Linked DNA regions of Mus musculus: region 2 is linked to region 1. The links are chromatin loops, found by intact Hi-C in ENCODE. Cell type or tissue: left cerebral cortex. All regions are shown on one strand.

What was found. Hi-C counts contacts between places; a loop is a spot of excess contacts. Peaks named below come from ENCODE experiments on the same cell type or tissue, not always from the same donor. Only the 100,000 strongest peaks of a DNase experiment are listed, where the experiment ranks them.
Region 2: a loop joins it to region 1, with 2.8 times the contacts of the local background. A loop is called at or near these places in 4 of 42 quality-filtered maps.

The regions. Positions count from the first base shown.
Region 1 is chr2:6,190,494-6,195,493 of GRCm38, forward strand. The region is part of intron 4 of Echdc3 (enoyl Coenzyme A hydratase domain containing 3); the gene reads right to left. A230108P19Rik (RIKEN cDNA A230108P19 gene) reads left to right here and starts at 2,758. Exons shown (of 7, transcript NR_040333.1): 1 at 2,758-2,828. In left cerebral cortex, a CTCF peak has its summit at 2,683 (motif pointing right); a DNase peak (open chromatin) is centred at 2,694.
Region 2 is chr2:6,466,290-6,471,289 of GRCm38, forward strand. All of the region lies in intron 1 of Gm13391 (a long non-coding RNA gene), which reads left to right. Among named protein-coding and RNA genes, the nearest start is that of Gm13391, 2.7 kb to the left of the region's middle. In left cerebral cortex, a CTCF peak has its summit at 3,065 (motif pointing left); a DNase peak (open chromatin) is centred at 3,055.

The DNA of each region.
Region 1 (5,000 bases):
ACGCACTCGTTTCCCCCTCTGCCTGGAATGTTTTTCCCTCAAGGCTTCCTGTTTGTCACCTTTTCAAGGAGGCCCTCCACTGCTGCCATCTTAAAATTCTCATTTTCGGTTACACGGTCACCCTTTATGCATTTCCCCATTCAGTATACTGTACAGTATACATGCTTATGTGTTGGTTGCATTTGCTAGCATGTAACTCCCACAAGGGAGGGGGTGTGGGTGCACGTCCTGTTCTTTATCCCCAGCACTAAGAGACTTCCTTGCACAATGCAGACAACCTTCCTTAAAGGAATGAATGAGCCTAGGAAGGCAAGCAGAGTGCAGCACAAAGCACCTTACAGCTGCCAACCCAGGATGAAAGGTGCAGTCTTTCCATCCGCCCTTCTCTTGGTACCACATGCTGGTGAGAGAAGCCTTTCCTGTCTGGCTCCCTTGAGAACCTTGTTCTGGGATCTCTGCTTTGCCTCTGGGCTGCAGTCAGGTTCAGATCGCTACATTCCCTACCTCATACAAAACAGCACAACAGACACCACAGTGACCCTGCACATGTCCCAGAAGTCTTAGCTGCTGAGGCAAAGAACCAAGAGAACAGAGAAAAAGCTGGTGGAAGGCAGGGGGCTGGCTGCTGATGCACTGGGATGGACACAAGGTGGGGAGAAGAGGACTCAGGGCCTCGTAGGGATTACAACACAAGGGTGGAAGAGGTTAGCCTAGAGCACTCTGGCATGTTGCTCTTCTCCACATGTTTGAGGATAAAATATTAGACCAGAAGAAGGATACATTTCCCCACTAAGCCTCTGTGTCTACAATCCTGGATTCTCTCCCTTCATCCCAGAAGACCAAGAAAGAATTCATGAGATCAATACCTCATGCTCAAGGATGACGTGTGCGGAACAAGATCAAAGGCCAGAAGACATTCTACCCCTGCCTTTGGGATCCTAAGCCATCCTGCCAAGCTCATCCCCTCTCTAGGCTTCAGTTTCCCTTTCTGCCTACTGGAGCCACATGTTTTTACAGCATGAGGTTAGAGGGTGACATTCAGTAAGGAAAAGGCAGGTTGTTTTCCCAGCTAATCAGCACAGTCATATCTTAGTATCTACGTTTTTACACTGTGAGTTTACAGGATCTTCAGATGAACTAGAAGAAAAGATACCTTCACCTCTATGCTAATGGCCCCATACTGCCATTCAGGGCGGCACCTCTTTGGTCACCCTAAGAAGTTGGTAAGTCAGTAGTTCTTTACTCTAGGGGGACATTCATTCAAAATGACAATTAAGATTTGAGGCTGTGACTTAACCTGGTTGTCAGACAATCTTCTAGAAAGGAGAGGTTTGGAGACAGACACCAGAGTCAAACCAACTGACCCTTCAGAGTCTGATCCGTCCTCTGGACAGACGAATGGGTACCTGCATTCTCCACGCCCTGGTGATTATTCCAGATAACAGATTAATCCGAGATAACGGAATTCTCGGTAGATGCCAGTGAGTGGAGTGACTAATATTAACATCCTCACTCCTACTGGATACTTCTGTGACTCTGACACTGGCTTCAAGGCTTCACAGCACCTGAGCGGATCAGCAAAGCAGAGGGGACCACACAGATGTGATGGCTGTGTGCTGCAGCATCCTGGGGCCTCTCTGCTTATCTTTTGGGTGGGCCCCATGCCTTGGTTTATCCAGACTGTAAGAACAAAAGGCCATAAACTGTGTGGCTGAGAAGCAGGAAGATCTCATGCTCTGGAGGTTGGGAAGCCCAGGTTCAAGGCATCAGCAGATTTAGTGTCCAGGGAGAAAGCTGACTCCAGGTTCAGAGACTGATGTATCACTGTGTCCTCACATGGGACCTGACACCCCTTTCCCACAGACTCTAGTCCCATCATGAGGTTCTACTCTTGACCCAACATCACATCCCAAGGCCCCACCTCCAACAGCTGTCACTTTGATGATTGCACTGCAACATATGAACTCAGGGAACAACACATTCAGGCTGTAGTAATGGTGTCTGTCTTCTTGAGACTGTGGACTGCAGCTTGAGGAGATGCAGGGAGAAAGAGGAATGAGTGGGGGAGGGTTGGATACGGTGCACACCCACCAGGTGTGCACAGGTTACACACACCAGATCACTGCCCTCATCTCGCCGGGAAACTAGGAAAAGTTGCTAGCATGCATGGGTGCTTTTAAGCTGCATTTTCTAAATTATGTTAGGCATGCAACTCACTGTTAAATAGTCGATATGAGTCATGTCCGAGTCTCTGTGGGAGTTGTGGTATGGGTGAGGATCGAACTCTGAGTTAGACTTGTGGGAGATAAGGGTGTGCAAACACACAGCCAGGTGGGTAGGTAAGCGGAAGCAAGGATTTTCCCCGTGGTGAAGGGACTGGTGTTGGAAGGAGACTCGAGTCCTTTCTAGCTTTCCTGGAATACTTACTGATATACTTATGGGACGCCTGATGTGCTGGCTCTTAGCTGTGCATGGCCAGCCCGGCCTCGGGAAGAGAACATCTGGAGGCAGGGCTTTTATATAGCACAATGAAGATGCATGGTTGAATTCAAGGGAACGACTTTAAAAATAAGATGAATAATCATGCCTTGACACAGTATGCTCAACTCCATGGCTTTTGCCCAGTAGAAGAACTGCAGTCTTTAACTTTCCAGCACAGCAGAACATTTTCCTAGAGTGCCCAGCAGAGGGAAGTAGAGTCCAACACATGTTGTCCTAACACCTAAGTAGGAAAGGACTGAGACGTCCATCCAGGCCAGTTTGCAAAAGCACCTGCCTGCTTCTCTGCGGATAAACACAGGGACCTATTATCACCAGCAGATGCAATGGTACGTTCACAGTGTGTGCTTGAGTTCACTCTTCTTCTGGGGGGCCAGAATATGAAGAGAAACTATAATTCTGAGTGTGTGTGTGTGTGCGCGCGCGCGCGCGCGCTCATAAGTGTGCATGCACATATTGGACTGGGTGCACGTGTGCACGTGTATTTAGAGGTCAGAAGTCAACCTTGGGTGGTGTTTGCCAGGAGCTGTCTACCTTGTTTTTTGAAAGGCATCTACAGGATGTCTTTCAGTGGGTAGAAGTTGCTGATTACTTAGACTGGCTGGTCCCAGAGCTTCGGGGATCCTCCCGTTTTGGCCTCCTCAGCTCTGAGATGACAAGTGTGCACCGCGAGGCCTGGCTTTGATGAGTGTGCTCTGCAGATGGAACTCAGGGCCTCCTGCTTGTGCAGCTGGAATTTGCTGATGGAGCTGCCTTCCCCACCCCCAGGACAGACTGTTGTCGTTTGAGAAGGCCTGCTTCCTGACAAAACGTTCTTTGGCAGGGAAAAAGCGATTCTGGTTCTCACGATGCCCTTGCCCCTTCATCTGTCACACTGTGCAGATTACGCAATGTGGTTCCGAGAACTGGGCTTCCATGGAATTCAAGGGATATTTTGGTTACATTTCTCCTCTTTCTTTTCAAAAACAATTGTAAAGTTTGACAGTCTGAAGTTTCTAGGAATTCTGATAAGCCTTAATTTAGAAGGCTTGCTATTTTTTACCCTGTCAATAGGACTTAAATGCCTTTACCATGGAACCTTCCAGCAAGTCATGTGTTGGAAAGAGGATGAACCAGTATAGCAACTTCTTGCTATGAAAGGCTTCATGGTTTCATCTGCAGTTACAAGACAGTCCTTGAGTATCACAGGAGATTTGTAATCTATTTTGACTTGAAGTCCAGGCAATGATATAAGAAATATTCACTAAACATGGCTGCACTTAAGGCAAATATCTATCTAAAATAATAAGCAAGCACCTCCCCTTTGAAAGATGCTTGAGCAAACCCTCACCTCTTGCAGCTTGTAGCCCACTTCCAGCCTGGTGTCCGCATACTGGTTTGTAGTAAACTGCAGTATCTTCATAGGTGCACCCGTTTCTGCCAAAACTAACCAGGAGGACCTGGGGAAGGGCAAAATTCTCCCAGGCACCCCTTGGCTCTACTGCTGTTTTCCCTTCAGGTCTCACTTCTTTCTTGCCTCAGGCCTGTGAGCCACTGTTAAGTTTGGCAGTTGTTTCAAGACCAGATAGCCTGTTCTCCTTGCTCGCTGCATATATAGGTTTGCGCCTTCGTTTCCAGATTTCCCACTGAGAACAGGATGTCTTCCTCCCAGAACAGACACTGTGGTTTTCCGCTTCATGGATGCCCACTGAACGCTATTCTGTGAGGTTTTGGACGGAAGACAGCTTTACAAGGGGAAACAGACTTGATTGTCATTAGTGATGACAAGACAGCTCCGACACACAGCTGCTCCTTGTGCAGAGTCCCACAGTATGGACAGGCTAGTTCTGGTCTAACCACTGTAAGCCCAGCACTGTAAATCAGACACTGTAACTCCTTTCTGGAATGAGAATGGTTGTCAAGAAATCACTAGCCAGAGATTCAGCCTCAGCCCCTTGTCACTGGCGCTGTGTCAGCGCGCTGTGCACTGTGTCTCCTGGGCAGCCATTTGGTGGAACAAAACTGTTTCAATTGCATTTTCAAATGAGATTACACAAAGGCCATGCTTTTCTGAAAAGGAAAAACCTAAACTGTCATATTGAGGGGCTTGTAAGATTGAGATATGGCGAGTTCACAGGTTGACACGTGCTGTTTGATGCTACAGAGGAACAGGCAGTGAGTGCTGCTCTCCCCAGCACAGAAGGACACTAGTGGTTTTGGGCAGAATGTCCAATATAGAAGATGGAAGATACTGTGGTAGGTGTGTGTGTGTGTATGTGTGTAAGCCAGAGGCTAATTTCTGGTATTGTTTCTCAGGTGCTATGTATCTTGTTTGTATGGGGGAGGGGGTTGGGGGAACAGGATCTCTCACTGGCCTAGATTCACTGAGTAGCCTTGCCTGGCCAACCAGCCAGCTCCAGGTATCCAGCTATATCTGCCTTCCCAGCATCAGGATTGCAGGAGTGCACCACTCCACCTGGCTTTTTATGTAGGTTCTGGGGATTGAACTCAGGTCTTCATGC
Region 2 (5,000 bases), 280 kb after region 1:
AGGAGCGAGGGGCTCTGACTGTGCTGCCAGGCAAGTGTGAAGATGGCACTTGGAGCAAATGGCCCAGGGTGACTGAGCCATGGCTCCCTTCTCATAGGACACGCCCCCTTCCCAGGGAGGGGCCAGGGCATAAACACTTTATTTGCTGCAAAGAACAAATCTGCATCCTTTCAAGGGCATTTCGTCAAGGTCCTAGAATATGGATTTTGCAACTCAATTTAGGCCTGCTTTTCTTACATGCACTTTGGCTTATTACGGTCTGTCTAGGAGCCGCTGAAAACATAGCATGAGTTAATGTAACTTGAGTCCTGTTAGTTTCTTTTGGCAGAACCATCTCAAATCAACAGGAAATTGCTTTCCTGTGTTTGCTTTCTGCCGGTCGGATCCATTGCAGTTGCTGGCTCCCTTAGACTCTTCTTTCTTCATGAGTTATTCGACAATATGTCCTGCACTTACCCCAGCCAATCATGCTCTGTGACACATCAAGTCTACATATGACTTGTGACTTGTGTGTATGTGTTTGCTTACATTTAGAATGTGTGGTGATAACTCCAGGGGTGCAGTGCACAGGATGGCAGAGGCTCTGTCTCCCTGCCAGAGCCATCATAAGAACAGACTGTTCACACCTACCATTAATGCCACCTTTCCCACTGGGATGGGGAACCCGCCTGGCTAAGTGATGTGGAGTGAGCCCTTTCTTCTAGACAGTGGGACTGTGGCTTCCCTGCCAGGTGCTTCCAAGCCCAAATTCACAGCCCCTTCCTTGGTGGCTAAGGGAGCCATAGGTGTGCTCAGCTTGGACCTACATATGTAAGTGCAAGGCTCCTTGTGGTGAGAAAAAGGTGAGCCAGGGAAAACAGAGACAAGCTTGTCCCAGAATGCCTCGGGCCACTGTGGAACTCCAAGAAACTAAGAATTGCCCATTGGAAGTCGGCTTCAGTGTGTGAGTGGAAGAATGACCACATTCTCGTGAGGAACTCACTGCTTCCGTTGTTAATTGTGTACATTCATGTTGGAGGTGCAGGTGAGTAGCCGGGGGCAGAGAGACTTTGCCAGAGGTCAACCCAGGGCATCATTATTGAGGATTCCTTCACCTGGTTCTTCTAGACTGTGTCTTCCTAGGTGGCCCTGTTTGGCCTGGAACTCACAGAGACCTGCCTGCCTCTGCCTCTCAAGCAGGATTAAAGGTGTGTGCCACATAATTCCTGCCTTTCACTTTGTTCTCTGACTCTTTGTTCCACTTTGTCCCTCACTGGGACCTGGGCTTCACAGAGTAAGCTAGGTCCACCAGCCATCTTCTTGTTTCTGACTCCAGCACTGGGGTTATGAGCATATGACATTATGTCTATAGTTTTAGGATGGTGCTGGGTTCAAACTCAGGCCCCACGCTGACAAGTAGTTTGCTAACGAGCTACCCACCCACCCTGTTTATAACTATTAAATATACACAGAATATAGGCCTCGGTCTTCTTGTCATTAATTAAATTATTTTGAGGTCTGATCAAAGCACAGTTCTGTTTTTTAAAGGGTCTATCATTTAGAGTTACAGATTAAGACACAGACGAAATGAGATAAGTATTGGAATAATTATGGGTGAGAAGAAGCAGATGATATAGTCAAACAAGACTGGCTATGTGTTGAAAATGAGCTAAGTCAGGGATTATCAGGCATTTAAATGTGCTTCAACTCTTCCACTTTTCAAAAGGTGTATTTTTTAGGGACTGGGGACATGGCTCAGTTGGTAACGTGCTCAGTTCAGATTCCATCACTGTGTCAAAGTCAGGCATGGCGGTAGATGTTTGTTATTATAGATGTGGGGTGGGGGTAGGGTGGGATGGGGGGCTAGTTTATAGAGCTTATTGGCCAGCTGACTACCTGCATTGCTGAGCTCCAGGTTTGGAGAGAGCATAAAATAGAAAGCAGCGGAGGGAGACAAGTGACATTGCCTCTGTCCTCCACATACCACAGGTGAGCACATGTCTGCGTGCAAACCATGCACACACCCATGGGGACGTGTAGACACACCACACCACGCCATACTTCTTAATAACTTGAAAAATATTTTTATTGGTATATGTGTGTGTGTGCGTGCGTGCGTGCGTGCATATGCATGTATGATGCCCACGAACAAGTGTATGTGGAAGGCACAGTGTATACTGAGCTGTTTTCTGTCCTGTGAGTGTGATGTCAGTGTTCATCACTCCTCGGGTGCTGGGCTGTTGTTGTACAGGGGCCTTATTTCCCAGTGGAGGAGATTAAGGCTCACTGAGGACCCAGAGTCTTCCTGGAACCCAGCAGGGCATGTGAGGGAGGCTGAACCCAAGGCAGCAACAGTGGCTCTCCTGTGTCTCTCTGCCTAGTGCCACCTCCAGGTGACCCTATGGCTTCCTGGGCAGCAATAGCTTCATGTGGAGAAATCAGCACACTTGCGGGCTCAGCAGTCCTCTGATCGTGGTGTTTGGAGCCCAAAAGGGAAGGGGACTTAACCACCCTGAGCAGCCCACCCACCGCATGCCTCAGCAGGCTTTCCCCCAACATGGGAATGACTGATTGATTCCGGGAGACAAGCCGGCTGGTTCACATTGCCCGAGGAGATTTTCCTTATTGTCTTGTTTTGGGTTGTTGTTGTTTTCCCATTGGCTGGAAATTTAGAACATGCCACTCTAGGGCAAAGAATTCTCAGAACTCTACCCAGTGATTGCTAAGCTAATTTGCTGTCATAGCAACTTTAGAGTTTGCTCCACCTCCTCTCTTTTCCTGGAGACAGGTTAGTCTCAAACTCAGTACCCTCGAGCCTCAGTCCCTTGAGTGCAGGGATTGCAACCCCCAGATACCACCACATCTCTAAGCGGCCTCTGAATTTTACAGCCTCGCTTTACCTGAGGCTCACACACACCTGTGAGGACAACAGCCACTGTTGTCATCTGAAAGTAGACAACAGCGGCGTGAATGAGTCAAGGTCTCAGCCAGGTTTTACAGAGTTAGGGAGGGAGATAGAAGACAGTAGGTCCCTAGACGGCAGTTCAGTGCTTGCTTCTGGCAAATGCTAGTCTGCAATGCGCCACCTAGTGGCAGGATTCACATACAGGCTCAAGTGCGCCTCATTAGAATGACTTCAATCTACATGTGGACAGGAACACAGCGTCTTCTGTCTTGTCACTCTGCTGACCTTTACGCTGAGTCCACTGTTGAGCTAGAAACTGAGTCGCTCTTTCACGTTGCTGTCCACAGGAAGGAAGAAAGGAAGGGTAGGGCAAGCAATGTCCACTGAAAACAAACAGTGCATTCGGGTAGCTACAGCATCCCCTCTGCTGATAGCCCTCAGACCAGTGCTGGTCAGGCAGTGCATGCATAGCCAGGGCTTAGAATGAGCTCAGATGAAAGGTAGTCAAGAGCCGGGCGTGGTGGCACATGCCTTTAATCCCAGAACTTGGGAGGCAGAGGCAGGTGGATTTCTGAGTTTGAGGCCAGCCTGGTCTACAAAGTGAGTTCCAGGACAGCCAGAGCTATACAGAGAAACCCTGTCTCAAACAACAACAACAACAACAGCAACAACAACAACAACAACAACAACGAAAGGAAGGAAGGAAGGAAGGAAGGAAGGAAGAAAGAAAGAAAGAAAGAAAGAAAGAAAGAAAGTAAGTTAGTTAAGAAGGAAACTTACTTAGAAGAGGAGGACATCTTCTGTGCTGACGCAGTGTCTGGTCCAGTTACACATGACCCACCCACCCCTCCACACAGCTGGTTCTGTCCAGATCCTGTGCGATCTTGTCCATCCAGCCCACATCCAGGCTCCTCTTGGTCTGGAATCCTCGACCCCAGAGGCAAACTGGTCCACCTCTTTCTTTCTAGTCTGCTTCTCAGTGACAAGGAAGGCACTAGTGGGATAGGGCAAGGGAGCCTTGGATATTAAAGTTTTGTCTCCACAGGATCCCTGGGGACCCGAGGTCCATGCCCACACTGTCTTCTAGCCACAAGAGTGACTTCTTTGCCTGCAGGATTGGGTTAGAGTCATTCCATCACAGCTAACTTCCAGTCTACATAAGACGTTTCTTCCTGCAAATGGTCTGTAACTTACACAAACCACTTTGTGGGTCAGAATCTAGCTAGTCACACGTAACTGCAGTGGGTTCTGGGAAGTATACTTTCTAATCTGCAGGTCATACACCCAGCTGTCCTTAGTAAAGGGTTTCATTGATTAAGAGAGGAAGGGAAGAAGTAGTGAGGTACAGTTCAGCGTTTGTGCCCCCTCTAGCCTGGGATGTAATTCCCTGTAATCTTTACTGTCCAGAAACGAGGCATTTTCTGTATCTCAGAATCCTGCCACCAGCCCAGACGTCATAAGAGCATTCATTGGAATGCTATCCTTTCTTTAGGTTGGGCACTGAAACGAAGGGTCCCACTAGTCCAGATCATTGGTAGCTATAACAACAGACTGCCTGTCATTTATCCGGCTTCCATTTTGTGCTAATTACTCTTTGAAATGATCTCCATTGGCTCAATCTTCACAGCCCCCCTGGGGGCACGTATTCAGACAACTCTGTTCTCTGTCAGGAGAGGCTTCTAAAGGCCAAAATTTAGGGACCTTTCTCACCACCTCTCTAATTCCCCAGGTTTGCTCCGACCCAGTCCCTTAGGAAGAAGGTGAGAAGGTGGTCTTTTGCAATGCGCAAGGACACCCGTGAGCATGCTAAGCAGCTCAATTAACTCTGAGTTTGTTGTAGGATCAGTATGTCGTGGAAAGTAGAACTCTCCGAAGAAGAGAACATGTGCATCTGGGAGATCAGGGAGCTGCCTGGAATCAGAAGCCCGGATTTGACCTTTGCCCACATTTATTTCTGTCTCCCACACTAAATATTACTATTGGGCATGTGCGTTCTGTGCTCTCTCACTAGCATAGTCATAAACACAGTTAACTTAAAAACAAATACAGAAGTGTGTTTGGCTTATTAGACATCCTTGCTTAATGGAATGCATGACCCCCCAAAGCCAGGAAGCAG